4 separate regions of the Homo sapiens genome follow, and all the other regions are linked to region 1. A link is a contact called in ENCODE Hi-C or POLR2A ChIA-PET data. All regions are on one chromosome and are shown on one strand. Each heading gives the region's core, a stretch centred on a gene start or an enhancer-like site at or near the end of the contact. The rest is flanking DNA. Distances are from core to core; before and after follow the strand shown. Region 1 has its middle 22 kb from the start of INPP5F. Region 2 holds the start of LINC02930 (long intergenic non-protein coding RNA 2930). Region 3 overlaps DENND10 (DENN domain containing 10). Region 4 holds the start of SFXN4 (sideroflexin 4).

What was found. A loop is a pair of places that touch in the nucleus more often than their neighbours do. ChIA-PET counts read pairs that join two places held with the same protein, here RNA polymerase II (POLR2A). Pooled maps may share reads with other maps.
Region 2: a loop to region 1 is called in a pooled map, with 30 times the contacts of the local background. The contact joins the promoter of LINC02930 here to the enhancer-like site in region 1. A Hi-C loop is called at or near these places in 20 of 37 single-sample maps with no recorded cell type and 4 of 50 pooled maps.
Region 3: a map with no recorded cell type shows a loop between it and region 1 (29-fold over the local background). The contact joins two enhancer-like sites. A Hi-C loop is called at or near these places in 8 of 37 single-sample maps with no recorded cell type and 7 of 50 pooled maps. POLR2A ChIA-PET finds 5 or more read pairs at or near these places in 1 of 52 experiments (GM12878).
Region 4: a loop to region 1 is called in a map with no recorded cell type, with 11 times the contacts of the local background. The contact joins the promoter of SFXN4 here to the enhancer-like site in region 1. A Hi-C loop is called at or near these places in 3 of 37 single-sample maps with no recorded cell type and 6 of 50 pooled maps.

The regions. Positions count from the first base shown.
Region 1 is chr10:119,702,843-119,705,348 of GRCh38, reverse strand. No RefSeq gene overlaps it. Among named protein-coding and RNA genes, the nearest start is that of INPP5F, 22 kb to the left of the region's middle. RefSeq lists enhancers at 392-671, 1,302-1,351, 1,362-1,411. Within about 2 kb of position 1,253, at least 6 of the 41 ENCODE cell types and tissues checked have a DNase peak (open chromatin) inside an H3K27ac peak, as active enhancers do; they include GM12878, where a contact is called at or near this core.
Region 2 is chr10:120,607,329-120,609,834 of GRCh38, reverse strand. It overlaps LINC02930 (long intergenic non-protein coding RNA 2930), which reads right to left and starts at 1,253. Exons shown (of 5, transcript XR_002957103.2): 1 at 1,062-1,253.
Region 3 is chr10:119,119,262-119,121,767 of GRCh38, reverse strand. DENND10 (DENN domain containing 10) reads right to left here. Exons shown (of 9, transcript NM_207009.4): 5 at 1,316-1,427. Among named protein-coding and RNA genes, the nearest start is that of DENND10, 16 kb to the right of the region's middle. RefSeq lists an enhancer at 917-1,211. Within about 2 kb of position 1,252, at least 7 of the 41 ENCODE cell types and tissues checked have a DNase peak (open chromatin) inside an H3K27ac peak, as active enhancers do; they include GM12878, where a contact is called at or near this core.
Region 4 is chr10:119,164,460-119,166,965 of GRCh38, reverse strand. SFXN4 (sideroflexin 4) reads left to right here and starts at 1,252. Exons shown (of 14, transcript NM_213649.2): 1 at 1,252-1,429. The coding sequence starts at 1,319. RefSeq lists silencers at 1,104-1,573, 1,615-1,801.

The sequences.
Region 1 (2,506 bases), core at 4-2,503:
CGAGACCAGCCTGGCCAACATGGTGAAACCCTATCTCTACCAAAAACACAAAAATTAGCTGAGTGGGAGGCACCTTGTAATCCCAGCTGCTTGAGAGGCCGAGGCAGGAGAATCACTTGAGCCCAGGAGGCAGAGGTTGCAGTGAGCCAAGATTGCGCCATTGCACTCCAGCCTGGGCGACAGAGCAAGACTCCATCTCACAAAACAAAAACAAAAACAAAAAAAAATTAAGAAGGTGAGCAATGAGCAACAAAAACGTCTAAATTTTGCAGACAGAATAAGAGCCCAAAGGTTGTACACACTGAAAAACAAAACCGAATAGCTATTCATATTTTCCTTAAGGTTTGAGGACAAAGAAGCTCTAGAAGAAGGTTATACTGGAGCCAGAAAGGAAGCATACAAAAATATCCCTATCTATTTTTGTAAAGACAGGGTCTCACTCTGTTGCCCAGGCTGCTCTTGAACTCCGGGCCTCAAGTGATCCTTCTGCCTCAGCCTCCGAAAGTGCTGGAATTATAGACGTACCCCACCACCTGTGGCTGAGTTTCTCTTTCAACCGACAAATAGAACCTTTCTTGGAGTTAGAAAGTAGGAGATCAGGAGCTTCTCACTAATGATGGTGTAATTCAGCAATGGATCCCTTTTCGGGTCATCAGCTTAGTGTCAGTTCCTGGTTCTATCTGACTCATTGCAGTAGTGGGAGGTTTCGAAAACTTGAAGTCAGGAGGGTTTACATCAATTTCACATATTACAAACAACAACAACAACTCACAGCGCTAGGGAGGCATCCCATTCTACTCATCTTTACAACCTGACAAGAACAGGAATACATTCAACAGAAATATTCTTCTCTGCTACGAACAGATTGAAATAAATACCTGAGTTCCTGATAGAATGGAAAATAACAGCTTTCCATAGGTGCGGAATCACCAATGACATCAGAACAAAAATTATTGCTCGGTACCAAGGAGAAAATGTCTTGAGGACAAGATGTGAATAACAAGTTCAGAAGAAGGGAAGGTCAGTCAAAAAAAAAAAAAAAAAAAAAAAGCAGCCTCCTGGGCGACAGAGCAAGACTCAAAAAAAAAAAAAAAACGAAGATGAAGGATGATTATCATGCTACCTCTAAATTTCTACAGCAGGCTCCATAGAGCTCAAAATACTTTAAAGACGTATTTTTATTCTGAAGTAGCAGGAAGGAAATATCAGCAGCGTTTACAGATGTTGAAACTGAAGCATCACATCATTGGGGGATGCCCAGTTCTCCCTGCAGCATCTACTAGCTGTGCAGGATGGGGCCTACAGAGTGAGTTTCTGTCTTTCCTAGGAGCTTACCAACTCAGTCATCAGAAGGTTTCCCCAATCCAAATATATATTATTTTAATGTAAAAATAGAATATGTTGGCAGGGCGTGGTGGCTCACGTCTGTAATCCCAGCACTTTGGGAGGCCAGGGCAGGTGGATCACGAGGTCAGGAGATAGAGACCATCCTGGCTAACACAGTGAAACACCGTCTCTACTAAAAATATAAAAAATCAGCCAGGCATGGTGGCGGGCACCTGTAGTCCCAGCTACTGGGGAGGCTGAGGCAGGAGAATGGCGTGAACCCAACAGGCAGACCTTGCAGTGAGCCGAGATCGTGCCGCTGCACTCCAGCCTGGGCAGCAGTGCAAGACTCCGTCTCAAAAACAAAGAATATGTTAATAATTATATTAAAATTTCCATCAGAAACCTCAAGGCTATTGAGAACCAGGATTAATCTACTGATTACAATAAGAGAGGGGGCTGGGCACAGTGGCTCATGCCTGTAATTCCAGCACTTTGGGAGGCTAAGGTGGGAGGATTTCTTGAGCCCAGGAGTTTGAGACCAGCTTTGGCAACATAGTGAGACCCCATCTCTATAAAACATAAGTGAATTAATAAATAAAATAAGAGAGGGGACAAAGAGATGTGGTCATTTGGTCAGTGTATTGGTTTTCTAGGGCTGCTGTAACAAATGACCATAAAGTGGGTGGCAGTAAACAACAGAAGTGTATTTTCTCACAATTCTGGAGGCTAGAAATCCAAAATCAAGGTGTTGGCTGGGCCAGGCTCCCTCTGAAGGCGCCAAGGGAGAATCCTTCCTTGCCTTTTCCAGCTTCCGCAGGCTGCCTGCAATTCTTGGTGTTCCTTGGCTTGTAGATATATCACTCCAATTTCTGTCTCATTTGTCACACGGCACTCTCCCTGTGTGTCTGTATCAGTGTTCAAATTTTTCTCTTCTTATAAAGGTACCAGTCATTGAACTAGTGTTCCAGTAAAACCTCATCTTAACTTTTTTAGATCTACAAAGGATGTATGTCCAAATAAACTCACATTCATAGGTACCGGGGATTAGGACTTGAGCATATCTTTAAGGGGACATGATTCAGTCAGCAATAATCAGTTTGAAAACAAGATATTACTACCTAGTGGTAAATACACTCAAAACTACCAAAGGCCATGACTCTCCCCCCAAAAATGGAGA
Region 2 (2,506 bases), core at 4-2,503, 900 kb before region 1:
GTCAAGACAATTACGCGATTACATTCAGATGACAAACTTTTTGGTCTTAGCATTTGATAGAAGAAAAAATATTTTATTAACATAAAACTTGCTGATGGGTATCCAAAGCCTCCACTTCATCACACACAGTGCAGACATGGCCTTTGAGTGCACACCAAGCTTAGTAACCTCCTTGCTCACTAAACTGTGGTGCTTCTCTTTTCACAAACATAAGCTGGGATCTTAGCAATTCCCCATCTGTCCACAGGTGAATATGTTATTTGAGAGAGGAGGCAGCTGCTACAACTCTTCATGGAAAACCAACATTGTAATTGCAAAAATAATTTGCAAATGATATTTCATGTGTTGCATTATTGCTTGTGATACTGATGGTTTATTAACCTACTTTCTTCTTATTTCTATGGGAAAACACAAAGACCTCATTTTTCCCTCAGATCACGTCAAAGTTAGGATGGATTTAAATGTACATTTATTTATTTATATACAGATATTCAGATAAGTTGGACAGCCACATCCCTACATTTTCTAAAATGACATAATGGGCATCAATAACAGGGTAAAATTGTGGCTCTGAGCCATCAGACAGAAACTGACGTTGCAGCCCAGCTGTGTGTACACAAACACTCAGGCTGATGAAGGAAGGCCACGGAATTCAAACCAGCACATCTTGCTGCTTTGCATTCAGCCTGCATCACCCGGGACAGAAAAACAGTGTGCTAATGAGAGAAAAAGTTGAACAACATAGAGTTCCTCTTTACAGGTTCCTAACATTATCTGGACAAACTGAGTGTTAGAGCTGGCCCGAGGGCTGATGGTGAGCAAGGGAACCGTCCAGGAGCAAATGAAACTGTCACGAAGGAAATGCCAGGCTCAGATAGACCCCACTCAGGAGGAAGGAAACCAGTGAGAAGGGAGGAAGGGGACCCCATCTCTGTTTCAGGACTTGGACTCATGGTTACTGTCCCTTGCTAAGAGCAATGTCCATTCTGTTCAGTCACGTGGGATGCAAACTCTAAACAAACCTTGATGAAGAGGAAAAGAGAATGCATTGGCTCAAGTACCTGAAAAGCCCAGGGCAGGGCTGGTTTCGGGCTTGGCTGGATTCAGAACCCAAGTGATTTCAGGAGTTCACTCCCTCCATGTTTTGCCTCTGATTCCTCTGCCTGGGATCCACCCAGAAGCACCTTCTGCAGTAAGATTGCTGGAGCTGTCCAGGTTCCCCATTCCATCCTCACAGCAACTCTAGCCAAAAGAGAGTTTCTCTTTTTCAGTGGTTTCCATTGAAACCATAGAACTGAGTCTCAGTAGCTCTGATTGGTCAGCTGTGGGCCACATGTTCATCCCTTAACCAATCACTATGGTCAGAGAGATATGGTATTCTCATTGGCCAGGCAGGGTCACATGCTCATCTCTGAAGCTGAGGTGGGGTCAGCCCCACATTGATCACTTGAACAGGGGAAGACTGAATCGTTATCAAAGAAGAGTTGAATTCTATCAAGGGGCCAGGAGTGTAGGACAGCAAACAAAAACAGGTAACCACCTCAGGTTAAAAAACTGCCTGAAGGGAGGGGTCACGGTTTACAGATGGCAAGGAAATCCTAGATACAATGCTAAATAGTGGCTTCATTAGTCATCATCCCACTTGTATCCATGCAGGCTAACAGATTCTGTCATGGATTAGGGCTCTGCTCTTACCAGCCATCATTCTGACCATGCCCACTGTTGAGGACTATGGCTCCCAAGTTGGTCTTGCCATGAGATTTTAAAAGCATGAAATTATCAAGGACAATTAGAATGAATTTGTCTTCATCATCAGCCAGTCAGAAGTTTTGAGAACTAATAATGCTTAAAATCTATAGTGATCGCCTTTAATTATTCTTTCAGCCTGTAAGTTTTCACGTTTTCTTGGCTGACTTTTAATAATGAAACCTGCTGACTTTTAATAGTGAAACCACTGTTCTGACTCATTATTTATATCAGGTGTGTTTCCAATGTGAACTTATAAAGTGGTAGACATTTCTTGGTTATTTTATGTTTTGTTAAAAGTATCAGGGATCATTATGTCTAAGTTTGTTAATTACGTTGATACTTCTCCCAAGGGTTCCATTACTCTCAATGTCAGACAACTGGGAGAAGTTGTTCTGAAAGTCATAGACAGCAGACAAGAGCCTTTTAACTGATGTATTCATTTCTTTAAGAGGCCATGAACTGGCAGTGTCTTCTCTCTGGAATCTCTGTTAGTCATTCCTACTGACTCATAGCAATTCGCTCTCTGAGCAGAAGTTCCCATGAGAGAAGACCCCACTAGATGGTGATGTCAACTGATGGAAGAATTTTGGATGATGTTTACAAAGCAAGGAGGTCTTGTGAGTCTCACCAGCAGGCCAGTGTCAAGTGGAAGAGGCCAGGCCTGGCTGTTGGCCATAGGCTTGGCTGGAATTGGCAAAGGTGCCATTTTAACTTCCACACCCTGCTCATGGCTACCCACTCTACTCCTAACCAAGCT
Region 3 (2,506 bases), core at 3-2,502, 580 kb after region 1:
TTTAAAGAAGGACCTGGCCGGGCACAGTGGCTCATGCCTGTAATCCCAGCACTTCAGGAGGCCGAGACGGGCAGATTACGAGGTCAAGAGATCGAGACCATCTTGGCCAACATGGTGAAACCCCATCTCTACTAAAAATACAAAAATTAGCTGGGCGTGGTGGTGCGCACCTGTAGTCTCAGCTACTCGGGAGGCTGAGGCAGGAGAATTACTTGAACACGGGAGGTGGATGTTGCAGTGAGCCAAGATCGCGCCACTGTACCACTCCAGCCTGGTGACAAAGCGAGAGATTCTGCCTCCAAAAAAAAAAAAAAAAAAAAAAGGACCTAATGGCTGGGTGTGGTGGTTCATGTCTGTAATCATCTCAACGGAGGCAGGAGAATCACTTGAGCCTAGGACATCGAGACCAGCCTGGCCAACATAGTGAGACCCCAGAAACCCCATCTCGACAAAAAATATAAAAAAAATAAAAATGAAAAAAATTTAAAAGGACCTAATAACAAGTTAGATTTAGTAAACAAAAAATCTTTAAAAATCTGTATGGCAGGTGGGGGAGCTGTTAGAGGGGACAGGGCCTGGCAGGCACCTCCTGGCCCTGAACTGACCCTCCTGGCAAAAAAATTATTAACAACAACAAAATCTACATTTATTTTGGCCGGGCACAGTGGCTCACACCCGTAATTCCAGCACTTTGGGAGGCCAAGGCATGAGGATCACTGGAGCCTATGAGTTTGAGACCACCCTGGGCAACACAGCAAGACCCCATCTCTACTAAAAATGAAAATAAAATTTAAAAAATCTATATGTACTATCAAAGTAAGAGTCTTTGTCCTGCTCTAAAACTTTTTAATTAAAACAAGAAAAAAAAAAGAGTCTTTGATAAAACTGAACAGAAGGAACAATTTACCTGAAACGGGTCAGCAAACTATGGCCCACAGCCTAGCTGCCTGTCCTTGAAAATAAAATTTCATTGACCACAGCCATGCTGAGTCATTTATGTACGTGTCCTCCATGGTTGCTTTTGTGCTACCTAGGCAGTTGAGTAGTTGGGGCAGTGACCATATGGCTCACAAACCTAAAATATTTACTGTCTGGCAAGGAAAAGTTTGCTAATCCCCTGCTCTAAAATAGTCATAAATAGTCCAAATCAGTAACCTTGAACTACTAGAGCTAAACAGAAACTTCAGACCAAAGGTGGTATTTCACCACATGCTATTTATAGCAAATGTGCAACACAGCAGAGCACACAGTAACATCTAGTGCTGCGAACTGTCTGCCAACAAAGTTAACACTTTTTTATAATTAGAGGTGATACCTGGTGAACTCCTGGACCGCTTCTATCTTGGGGTGATACACCACAATTCTTTTCTTTAGCATCAGTGCTGTGTGTAAGATAACAGTTTCCATTCCAAACTGAGATACAATGTCTTCAAAAAAGAGAAATTGTAATGTTACTGCATTACACATCATGCAAAGAAATAAAGATTTTTTTTTCTTTTTTTCTTTTTTCTTTTTTTTTTGAGACCGAGTCTCACTCTGTCACCCAGGCTGGAATGCAGTGGCAAGATAGTTGCTCACCGCAACCTCTGCCTCCTGGGCTCAAGCGATTCTCCTGCTTCAGCTTCCCGAGTAGCTGGGATTACAGGCACACACCACCACACCTGGCTAATATTTGTATTTTTAGTAGAGACGGGGTTTCACCATGTTGGCCAGGCTAATCTCGAACTCCTGACCTCAAGTGATCCACCCACCTCAGCCTCCCAAAGTGTTGGGATTACAGGTGTGAGTCACAGCACCTGACGTACAAAATTATTTTTAATACAGAGAATTTAGGCAAATGTTGTAAAGCATACAAACACTTTATTTGGTGGAAGAGTAGATCTATCCTATGTCAGCTTCCCAGGACGTGTGCTCTGCCCCGCAAGGGACTCTATGATGGGATGCATAGAGGAAGCTAGACTCACAAAAAACTGAAACAACTGATGTGAAGGGAACCAGCATCTTTCTGTATCATTAAAACTTCCTGATTTAAAAAAAAAAAAAAAAATGTCTGCCAGGTGCAGGGTGACTCATGTCTGTAATACCAACACTTTGGGAGGCCAAGGTGGGAGGATCACTTGAGCCCAGGAGTTTGAGACCAGCCTGGGCAACACAGGGAGACTGTCTCTAAAAAATGTTTAAAAATTAGCTGGGGCTGGGCACAGTGTCTCACACTGTAATCCCAGCGCTTTGGGAGGCCTAAGCAGGCAGGTCATCTGAGGTCAGGAGTTTGACACCAGCCTGGCCACCATGGTGCAACCCCATCTCTACCAAAAATACAAAATTAGGCTGGGCACAGTGGTTCACACCTGTAATTCCAGCACTTTGGGAGGCCGAGGCGGGTGGATAACCTGAGGTCAGGAGTTCGAGACCAGCCTGGCCAAAATGGTGAAACCCCATCTCTACTAAAAATACAAAAATTAGCGGCCGGGCGCGGAAGCTCATGCCTGGAATCCTAGCACTTTGG
Region 4 (2,506 bases), core at 3-2,502, 540 kb after region 1:
TTTGTTAAGACGACATAGCAGTCCAAAGTGGGGAAGCAGGCCAGCGGGCTGGCTTTGTGACATCCTGGAGGGTAGAGACAACAGAATAGAACAGCACGCTACATACTGCACTGGTGCTTAGATGGATTTCTGCGGCATAAGGGTAGAAGTGGAGGGGGCACCTTACTCAACTCGGAGGGTCAGGGAAGGCTTCCTGGAAGAGGAGATAAACCCCTGGAGGTTAAGAAAAGTGAGCTAGGCAAACTGAGCAAATACAGAAGCAGAGTCATACAGGCCTGAAGGACGCCATGAGCCAATTTCCTGTTCCTGGAGGCGCAGGGCAAGGGAAGGAATTGGCCCGCTGGAGGTTAATGGCCAATACTGAGCACTTCTGAGGGCTCAGTGCTGTGTTAGGGATGTTTTATCTCCTTTGATCAGAAACAAAACCCTGAGATAGGTACAATTGTTATCCTCATTTTGCGGATGGGAAAATAGACTTCGAGATACTGACTTGGCGAGGGTCACACAACTAGATGATGTGCTGGGTCCCCCAGTCCTGGACTCCGGAGGCCCCCTGAACGACCTAGGCACACTTGTGGCTTCCGTGAATTTAAGTGCACACAGCCCCCGCCTGGCCCTGTGCTGGGGAAGGGCAGGTGGGAGGAGGAAGGGAAGGCAGGTTTTTCTTTACAAATGGTACCTATTTGGTAGTCAACAAAAGGAACTGGATTTGCCCCAACACTGGAAGAAAAAAAAAAACAACCTGTTGGGCTGAGGGATAGTGCACTGTGCCCAGGGCCCTATACTTGGTTTGATGCTCTGGTGTTACTCTCTTGAAATTCTCAGTAACATGAATAAGGGGCACCGCATTTGACATTTTCCCTGGGCTGAGACCATGATGCAGCCGGCCTGACTGCGCAACACCATGCACACTGGAATTCGTGGGCCATCGGAGGGATTTTCGAGGGTAATGACCAGGGGTAGGGCGCGGCAGAAGCGCAGGGTGAGGTTGCGGACGGCCTCACTCACAACCTTTCCGGGTCTTCGCATTAGGTACTGTGATGACGGGTTCCGATAGTGACCCCTTGGGGCCTGGAGACGGCCCGGCTCCCCAAAGGTGCGGAGCAGGGCAAGCAGGGTTGGGAGGACGTGGCCCGTGGGAGAGCTGCGCTCGCCGGAACAGTGGGCGCGCAAGGGCCCCGAGGCGCTGTGACACGGGACGTCGGGCGCGCGGGCCTGGGGCGGGAACTGCGGGTGCGCGCGGCCCGGGGCGGGGCTCGCCGCCCGGCTCCTCCTCCACGCGCGGCCTGGCGGCGGCGGCCACTCTAACCAGCGCAAAATGTCCCTGGAACAGGAGGAGGAAACGCAACCTGGGCGGCTCCTAGGACGCAGAGACGCCGTCCCCGCCTTCATTGAGCCCAACGTGCGCTTCTGGATCACCGAGCGCCAAGTACGGCCCGGGCCCGGCGCGACTAGGGGCAGGGAGGGGGCGGGCCGGGCCGCGTGGAGTCGGGCTGACCCGGGTGACCTTGGCCAGGCCACGTGGGCGCCCCCTGTCTCCGTTTCCTCCTCTCGGAGTTGTGCCGGGAACGCGCACCACCGGCCTTCACCCCTTAGGGCGCGGCAGGGGACGCAGGGGAAATCGAAGCTGCCAGATGCCCACGACCACAACGTCACCCTCCAGATTGCCCTCTCGGAGGGGCCCAGTCCGCGCAGGTGGCTGCTCCCTACTGCCTGAGCTGTGGCTGAGCAGCAGATTGGGGAGAAACAGGCTCTCGCACCTTGGTAAGCTCAGCCACTTTCGGTGAGACCCCCGAGGCTTTGGGAAGCCACCCTTGGGCAGGACATAAGCAGGACTTATCTCCCTGCAGCGTCTAGGGCAGCACCGTCCAATAGAAATATGATGTGAGCCTTACAGGTAATTAAACATTTTCTAGTAGCCACATTAAACAAGATAAAAACAGCTGAAATTTTTAACAATACAGTACATTTAGCCTAGCAGGTGCAAAATATTAACATTTCAACATGTAATCAGTAAAAAACATTGCTGAGATATTTTACTCGCTTTTTTGGTACAGAGTGTTCCAAATCCGGCGTCTGTTACCTTCACAGCACATCTGGGTTCAGCCGCATGTGGCGAATTGGAGAGCAGGGCTTTAGGGGGTTCTCTTTGAGGCCTCTCCTAAAGTGGGGTCCAGCCCTGTTTTTTTTTTAGGTGGGGAAATTGAGAAGGGGCGGTGAGCTCAGGTTGCTCCAGCAGAGCCAAGGCTTAAAGCCAGAACCACTACAAAGTTTAGAGTTTGCTGGAGCAAACCTCTTTTTCCCCAGTGTGACCCCAGCTGCACCATTGAGCCCTTAATGGGGCGTCCATCCTTTGTCACTGGAGTGAAGCCTTATAGCAAGCAGAGAGTGAGGCCACAGACTCTTGAGATATTCTAGGCCATTGCTTCGAGGTCGTATGTGAGATATGAACGTAAGACCATTTGAACCCCCAAAGTCTGGGATTTTAACCCTCAAGGGCAATTTG